Regions from separate parts of the Mus musculus genome. Here region 2 is linked to region 1. The links are chromatin loops, found by intact Hi-C in ENCODE. Cell type or tissue: left cerebral cortex. All regions are shown on one strand. Each heading gives the region's core, and the rest is flanking DNA. Links, peaks and the distances in the headings are about the cores only. Region 1 holds the start of Rpl39 (ribosomal protein L39). Region 2 overlaps Akap17b (A kinase (PRKA) anchor protein 17B).

Region 1 (4,391 bases), core at 148-4,147:
TCAGAGGAACAAGAGAATTTATTTAAAGCGCTTGCTAGAGCATAAAAGGACTTACAGTAAGTAGCAGAGCTAAGCTAACCAGTCTCTGAACTGTTCATGTCAAGGTGTCACGATTTTTACCCCAAAAGCAAAAATCAGAAACAACCAACATGGCTTTTCTTTCAGCAGGATAATGGCAGTACTCCCACAAAATGAAGCACTGTAATTGCTACCTGCTTTTCTTTCAAAGTTACCTATAAAGGTGGCACACACCTGTAACCTCAGCACTTACTTGGAAGGTTGGAGCAGATTAGCCAGCCTGGGCTAAACAAGACTGTTTCAAAAAGCAAAAGACTACCCGGTAAAGCATCTAAGGTCCGCTGCCTAGTGCTTCAAAGCTTTCCTTAGCACTCTATGGGGGTGGGGGGGAACCAAAGTTTGAAAGTCTAGTCCTGACTGCAAGTAAAGTCTCTAAATACATGTACCATACCAGAAGACAGAAGATAGTAATTAACTCGAATGTAAGGCTAGAGTGGGTTGTTGATATCAAGCTTAAGTGGCTAAATTAAGAACAAGGAGGCTCACTTTTTGCCCCAGCAGAGCCACACCCAGATTTTTACTAATCCCAAAACTGGGCAATGCTTATCTTTAATCCCAGCATGTTGGGAAAAACCAATTCCCACCAACTGTCCTCTGACCACATGTGGGCCTGCATCCCCCACACCACAGAAAGAACTCAGAAAGGCGCTTCCCTTGCCTGGGGGAGACCCTGGGTTCGATCCCTTCCACCTCTCTCAAAGACCCAGCTGGTCCTGAGCTCAACTCTGGTTGCAGGAAAGAACACTCCTGCCAGAATAGTCAAATCCCTTGAAGCCTTCCTAGGGAAATTAGGAAGCATTTATAAAAGGTTTGTGGAGGGATTTCGGGGGCTAAGTAAGCTAGTCACTACCAAGGAGCCTCATGACCTGAGCTAGAGCCCCAAGACCCATTTGATGAATGGAGAAGTGTTTCCTCCCAGTTCTCAACCCCGTGCTCCCAACCCAAACAAAAGGAAAAACATTTCAAAAGGGAGTCCCCAGCACACTAATTGACTGGGGTGGACCGTACTTTGCAACTGTGTATCTCCATGCCCAAAGTTACTTAAAACATAACGATTTCCAAGCCGGACAAGAGAAGGCTTACCTGATTTTGTTACCAGTTTTCATCCGGATCCACTGAGGAATAGGGCGATTTTGCTTTTGTTTCTTGGCCAGGAATCGCTTGATTCGGAAAGTCTTGTGAGAAGACTACGAGGAGATGCAACCAGCTTAGTGACACCACAGCCTAGTCTCTTGATTCAGTCACAAATTCCAACAAACTAACATCAGGCCTGCAGAACATACACCCAGGAAAAGCTCCCCGACCTCGAACCACCAAGTCCTTTATCCTCATCACTTCTCTGGAGGAAGAGTTAATGGCTTAAACATGGCTCATAATCAGCACCAAGTTTCTAAGCCCAGGTCCTGTCTGACCTATAAACTGGCTGTCTGCTGGGCTCCAGCGATGAAACACGGAATAGCTGGAGTAGGAGAGGAAACGGACTTACTGGAACAAGGATGGCTTGAGGTTAGGCAAACCCTGGCCAGTTTTAAGTCAATGACACTAGGTACTGTACTCTGTAAGTCTTATCTACCTCCAAGTGACATTGCTGGCTAACCTAAGATTACGGAGCCCTAGACACTCCGTAGGCAAACACCATTACATAAAAAAATGCAACGAAGGCCAAGCGCACTCGTCCCCCTAGACCAGTTGGAGGTTTTATTTAACAAATTCAGATACTAAACCCACTTTGTACCTAGACGCCCATAAGCATAATCTTGCCAGTAGGCAATGACTGATGCGCTGTTAGCAGACGCCTCCAAGGAGTGACGCGCTAACTTCTGAAGGGATCTCAAAGTTCTGTTAACCCTTACTGTGGACATCTCGCTGTGCAAATGGCGATTCATGCTCTTCGATCAGGGACAATCTAAGAGTGGTCCCAAGCCTCTCGTTCTGCCCCCCCCCCATCATGAAGATCACCGTCAGCCCCAGGCTATATGAAACAAGAATACTTTGCACCCCTTGCCAGGCTGCAGGAAGAGCGTTCTCATCCTGCAAGGGTAAATGGACTTGATAATTTCATGCCGCGCCCACAGGCCGATAGGTGTCCCAGCTCCAAAAACGAACACTAAAACCCTGAAAAATACACCCAGCCCTCAATGCTGCGCATGTCTGCCACAAAGGCACAGCGGTCTGTGGCCTCAGGAAAGCCGCTGAGGGACGGATGGCGGCCGATAGTCTTACCATGGCGAGAAGCCGAATCAAGAATAGCGCGCACGATGGCGGAGGAATGGAGAAGAGAAAGGCCGGGACCGGAAGAACGCGATTAGAAGAAGTCGCTAGAGGCGGAGCTTAGGGGGGGATGGATGACTCGCAGCGTCCTCCCTAGCTCCACCCCTGCGCTCCCATGGGGCCGTGGGAACCCAAACCGGTTTATAGAGAACGTAATTCCGAGGCCTCCGCGTCCATGCCTGTTCCTGCAGGTGATCATCATTGTGCTGAGGGCCACAGCCTTGGTGGCCATGGTAGGTGGCCTTTGAGAAGTAACCAAGTAAACCCTTAGCAAACACCTGGAAACGGAGTAGGCGGGACCAACTCTGAGGAGGGCGGGAAAAGGCCTACATCACTTCCAGAGCTGCAACTCCCCCCGCTTCTGCGAGAGGGGCGGGGCTTAGGGTTGGCGATGCACCCTGGAAGGGAGGAAGATGGGGCTGCAGACATCTTTTAATGACTAACTTCACTATTATAGAGAATCCAAGTTCCATTCACAGCACCCATATCAGGCAGCTTACAACCCTCCAGCTCTAGGGGGTAACATGTCTCTGACTTCCAGGGGCACCTACACTTATGATTTACAGGTACACGTCCCCATGTAAACACACACGGACCCATTATCAATAGTACCTAAAAATACTTGATTAAAAGGGAGGCGGAGCTAGAGAGATGGCTCAGCGGTTACGAGCACCATCTGCTCTTCCCGAGGTCCTGAGTTCAGTTCCCAGCAACCACATGGTGGTTCACAACCATCTGTAGTGAATAACTACAGTGTGCTCATATAAATAAAATAAATATGTAAATCTTAAGAAAAAAAAAAGGCGCCGGAAAGTGGTGGTGCACGCCTTTAATCCCAGCACTTGGGAGGCAGACAGACCTCTGAGTTTGAGACCATCCTGGTTTACTCACACGAGTTCCAGGACAGCCAAAGATACACAGAGAAACTCTGTCTCCGGTGGGGTAAAAATCCCATATACCAGGGCCAGGGGAATCGTTAGTAGATAAAAGCACCAGTTACGCAATCCTGCCAACTTATAGTTCAAGTCCCAAAAAGTGAAGATACAGGGCGTGGTGGCCTACACTTTTAATCTTAGCACTTGAAGCAGAAGGATCAATATCTCTGAGCTCAAGGCCAGCCTAGTCTATATACTGAGCTTCCAGCCAGTCAGGATTACTACATATAGACCCTGTCGCTAAATAAATAAATAAATAAATAAGTACTCCTATGTATCTGCAACCCTAAGATTCCTACCGCACAATAGAAGGTGGAGACAGGAGAGAAAGTCCTGGAAGATTGAGGGCCAGCTAGCCTGGAGTATTTAACACAGCAACAGAAACAAGGCAAACCCTGTCTCAAAAAGGTGGAAGGTAAGAACTACTTCTCTTTGACATCTGCTCAACTGCTGTGTAAATAAAACAGAAAGTCAGGTATAGTTGTGTACCCCTATGAGGTCCCTATGAGGCAGACGCCAGAAGATCATAAATTGTGAGCTAGCCTAGGTTATATATTGAGACCTTACTTCTAAAAGGTAAACTATAGAAAGAGCACATCATAGAACAACAAGAAGCTGAAAACTAAAGATAATACCTGTGGATATCATAAAAAGTTAAAGATTCCTTTTATCAGTGCCAACTTATTCTCAGAACTACCTTGTGTATGTCGTTCCGGGGGAGGGGATGAGATTGTGATGTGAAAGGCTGAGGACCACGTGAGTCCCCAAGCAGCCTGCCTCTTCTTCCCTTCCTCACAGATACCTAACACACACTGCACTCAGCTCTGGACTTTCTCCTGATTTCCATAGCTTCACTTCTCCCAGCAGAGCAGCTAGTTCCTCATGGCTACAAGCAACCTGAGAGCTCCTGTGGTGGCCAGTGCTGTATGAGTGGTGCCCAGTGCCGCCGTAGGATCAGTGCTCAGTAAAGGATCAGACCCATGGCCATCCTGATTACTATGATGATGGCCCTACACCACCATTCCCAGTTTAGATTCTAAGCCTTTATTTTTTTTAATGTGCTTCTAGCTGGGCAGTGGTGGCGCATGCCTTTAATCCCAGCATTTG
Region 2 (4,391 bases), core at 84-4,083, 450 kb before region 1:
AGACAAGATAATCATTACTGTTCTATAGAACAGTAGGGCAACTATAGAGAAGAAAAAATTAATTGTATATTTCAAAACACCCAGTAGGTCAGGTTTTAAATATTCTCCACCCAAAGAAATGGTGCATGTCTGAGGAGATGGCCATATCATACTCTAATTTGATCATTACACATTGCATGCATATATTGCAATGTCAAATTATGTCCTTTGAATACATATAGTTGTACTTTTAGTTTTAAAATTATGTGCCAATTAAAATTTTTAACTTTTTAAATGCCCCCTTTCAAATCATCACAACTGCAATTCTCAAATTCCAATTTTCCTAAGACTGCAATAACAAAAACAGTTGTTCTTGCCCCTTCTCTAGTCATAGATTCTAGATCTTAAAATTAAATGCATGTGGATATTTCATTTTCAATTACTTTCTGGGAATAGAAAGCTAATTTTCAATTCTTATTTAAAAATCTGTCAAGGGCCTAGTACACACCAACTAATTGGATTTTTGCATATATCATACTTTCAGTGCTACAGTCATGCCATGGGAAATTAATGTAACAGCTGGCGCATAGCTGCAAACAATCAACTCCATTGTGGCACCTGTTGTTGAAGGGGGCCTCAGACATGATTAAGGGGAGCAGAGAAAGAGACAGACACACACACACAAAGAGAAGCAGGGAGGCAGAGAGACGGACAGACAGACAGACAGACAAGCACACACACACACAAACACACACACACACACAGAGACAAGAGACAGAAAGAGACAGACAGAGAGAAGGAGAGAGAGGGTTGGGGTGAGGAAACATAATCAAAATATATTGCATGAAAGGATTTTTAAATAAAAATAAGGAAAAATAAACAAGGAGGGGGAAGAAAGAGAACAGGGGAAGATGGAAGGAAGGAGGAAGGGGAGAGAGGGAGGTGTATTTACTGATAAGATGGAATAACCATGATAGTTTTTGGAGGAAAGACGCTGCAGAAAAATTAATATTTTCAAAATGAGATATAATAAACTTGTAGAATAATGTAAACACGTATGTATGTCTACAAACACACATACATAAAGTTTGGAAATATATACATCGCATTGTTAGCAATACTTCCTCTAGAAAGTGGGTTGGAAGTAGAGAATAATTTCCCCTTTTTTGCCTTGCATATTTTATCCACTTATTATTTGTTCATTCATTCAGTTGCGCTAGAAATGGAATCCAGAACCTCTTACATGTTAGACAAGCAGCCTCTCACAGAGCAGATACCTAGAAGCAATCGCCAACTGCAGATACAAACTTTTCTAGGAAAATTAATACAACAGTCCCCTACATAACCCCCAATGCAGCCCTCTATGTGCCATCACTAGCATCGGATTCCAGAATTGAAGGTTATATGAGTCATGACTGAAGCCTGGGAGATTGGAATGAAATTCTTAGAAACAAAGGGTCACATGGCAACTGTGCGACTAGCTATATCACAGGTTGTGCAGGTGATTTTTAGAACACTGCTTTATTGATTTGAGTTGGGAGTGTGGCACAGTGGTAGAAAGCTTTGTCTAGCATGCCAGTGGCCCTGGGTTCTATCCCCAGTACCAGGAAGACATAAAGACTGCTTGATAGAGACATGATTGATGTATAATATTATCCATTTTATAACATAAACTGAACAAATGTTTTGGTTTTTTTGTTTGGTTGGTTGGTTGGTTTTTTGGTTTTTTGTTTTTTGTTTTTTTGAGACAGGGTTTCTCTGTATAGCCCTGGCTGTCCTGGAACTCACTCTGTAGACCAGGCTGGCCTCAAACTCAGAAATCCGCCTGCCTCTGCCTCCCAAAGTGCTGGGATTAAAGTTGTGTGCCACCACCACCTGGCTTGAACAAATGTTTTTAATAAGTCTTGACACACGTATACACACTTGAAGAAAAACCATCACCATGATCATGATAGTGGAAATAACCATTATTTTCACAAATTTTCTTGTGCCTTTTTGTAATCCTCCTGCCTTTGGCAATCACTCAGCTCTCTGCAAATTCACAACCTGTTTAAGAATATGTATTTCTTTTAAACAATTATATATTAATACACTAGCAAGTACTTTCTTCAAAATCAGAATACTTTCCCGGTTCCAAGGTCGATGCGATAATCCTTATTTAATTAAATCTGTTAGAGAATCCTACTTCATTCTTAAAAATAGGTCTATAAACGTTTTTAGCTTTCTCTTCACATGGTCCTTGCTTTTTAAAAATAATCTCTATTTTATATGAGGCTTTAAAAAAAAAGATTTATTATATATAAAGTGTTCTGCCTGCATGTACACTTATATGCCAGAAGAGGGCACCAGATCTCATTACAGATACTTGTGAGCCACCATGTGGTTAATGGAAATTGAACTCAGGACCTCTGGAAGAGCAGCCAGTGCTCTTAACCTCTGAGCCATCTCTCCAGCCCCAGCACCCCCTTTTTTGAGACAATTTTTTTAATGTAGTTCTAGCTTCCCTGAAACTTGCTCTGTAGACCAGGCTGTACTGAAGAGATAGAGCTTGTTATATATTAACCAAAATACAGGTACAAGTGGAATTTCTGAAATCAAGTTATTAGGCTATGACATAAAATTGACTGTAAAAGCCAAATTTGCCTTCCAATTTTGTGTTTAAGCAGGACGTGCTTCTGAACATTCTAGGATTAACTGACCACTTGCCAATTGCATTTAAGGTTGGCTCAGTAAGCTGAAATCCATGCTTGTTACTGTTAACTGAGCCAAGAAACTGTAGCTGGGTAGATCACAGTACTTGGGAGAACTTACTAATGCTTCCTAAATCAACATAGTAATAAACTGCCTCCTAAATTCTTATCTTTATATCCAATAGATTAGTGTGCCTCTCAACCTGCACCAAAAAAGCTTCTTTTTGCAATAGATAGTGATTAATGCAGCGACCTACGAAGAGTTAATATGCAAGGAAGAAACTAGTGTGTTCTGCTCTAGATGGTACAACTATATCATACCCCCTCCTCCCAAGGCTCAGAAATCGTCGTGGAAGATGAATGGAAATTGTAAGAGCTAGCTGTAGCGAATGTCTGCAGTGAAACCGTATTTTCTGTACACGACAGCTCTATTGCACACATGAACTCACAGCTGTTGTGATACCACACAGGAAAGCTGCACAAGCCAGACAAATGCCCAGCGTGGAATGGGAAGGTGGTCAGTAAAGCCATCATTACCTCCTTTAGCTGAGGAGCCAAGAGAAGTTGATAGCTTCTAGGAGATGTCGAGTCACTTTCCTGAAGAGATGTGACCCCTGAGAGCCTATTCAAAAGGTGGTCCCATACCCATGCACATACCGGCAGCACTGAGGAGACGAGGTTAGTTTATAAAAAAAAAAAAAAAACACATGAAGTTGGAAAGAAATATTGGTGGGCGATTTGGGGGAAGAAATGAGAGGGGAAATGCATGGAGAATGAAGGTGGATTTGATGATTTACCTTTTAAAATACACAAATTAAATTTAAAAAGAAATCATGTGCTGAACAGACACAAGAAACCTTGCTTCATTTGGCAGTGGCAGTAGAATGAATTGCCACTGGTCTCATCCTTTTCATCAATCACTGTCATGCTCATAGACCAATTTACTCAAAAACCACATCCTCATGTTTGTCTCCAAGATCTCATGTTAATACCTTAAGATAAAACAGTACAACGTTAAAAGTCCTCTAGAGTTAAAAAAAAAAACAAAACCCAGATGCTTTAAAAGTTCAAGGCTCTTTTCTGTGGGCTCTCGTAAAATTGAAGACAAGTTAAGAACTTAGTCCATAAAGGAAGAACCAGTGCATAAGAGTAATCATACTTAAGCAAGACTCAAAGCCACAGAGTAGCTCGATGGCTGACATCTGGAACTCCATCTTCTGGGCTTCAAAGGGCTTAGATAACCTCACTTCAGCTCTGTTAACACACACCTTGACTGATAGGCTTAGACATGCTCCGCTTCATACTGTGAGACCCCGACTTAGAGCGTTTCTCCCTAGAAGGTAAAGCGCCTGGATGTTCCCCAAGCTTGTTTTCCCTGATCTCTAAAAATACAGCCAGAAAGAAGCTCTTTGTTCTCTATAGCCAGCAAAAAGCCTTTTTGTTTCTATACTGTACAACCAGAGATGCCTGCCTTCCTGTGCCGATGACACGGAGATAAAAATTCAGAAAGAACTCACTCCCCACTCCTGCCTTGTAAATTTCACCAAGGACACCCGGGAGAGAAGAACTCTCCTCCCAACTCCTCCTAACTCTTCCCAACGCCTCCCAATTCCTCAGCTGGCTGTTAAAAGCCCCCTACTGTCACCACTCAGGGTCGAACTCCCCTGCCCTGCACAGTGGAAGGAGTTTGTCCTCAGCTAGCTGATAATAAAACCTCTTGCA

Evidence for each region. A loop is a pair of places that touch in the nucleus more often than their neighbours do. Peaks named below come from ENCODE experiments on the same cell type or tissue, not always from the same donor. Only the 100,000 strongest peaks of a DNase experiment are listed, where the experiment ranks them.
Region 2: it touches region 1 in a loop (4-fold over the local background); 1 of 42 quality-filtered maps calls a loop at or near these places.

What each region holds. Positions count from the first base shown.
Region 1 is chrX:37,082,824-37,087,214 of GRCm38, forward strand. It overlaps Rpl39 (ribosomal protein L39), which reads right to left and starts at 2,399. Exons shown (of 3, transcript NM_026055.2): 1 at 2,302-2,399; 2 at 1,162-1,265. The coding sequence starts at 2,304. Snora69 (small nucleolar RNA, H/ACA box 69) reads right to left here and starts at 210; the gene lies at 89-210. In left cerebral cortex, for the core only: a CTCF peak has its summit at 2,172; DNase peaks (open chromatin) are centred at 1,878, 2,450 and 2,655; H3K4me3 peaks cover 2,666 bases; H3K27ac peaks cover 1,305 bases.
Region 2 is chrX:36,628,645-36,633,035 of GRCm38, forward strand. The region is part of intron 2 of Akap17b (A kinase (PRKA) anchor protein 17B); the gene reads right to left. Among named protein-coding and RNA genes, the nearest start is that of Akap17b, 15 kb to the right of the region's middle. In left cerebral cortex, for the core only: a CTCF peak has its summit at 2,317 (motif pointing right); a DNase peak (open chromatin) is centred at 2,360.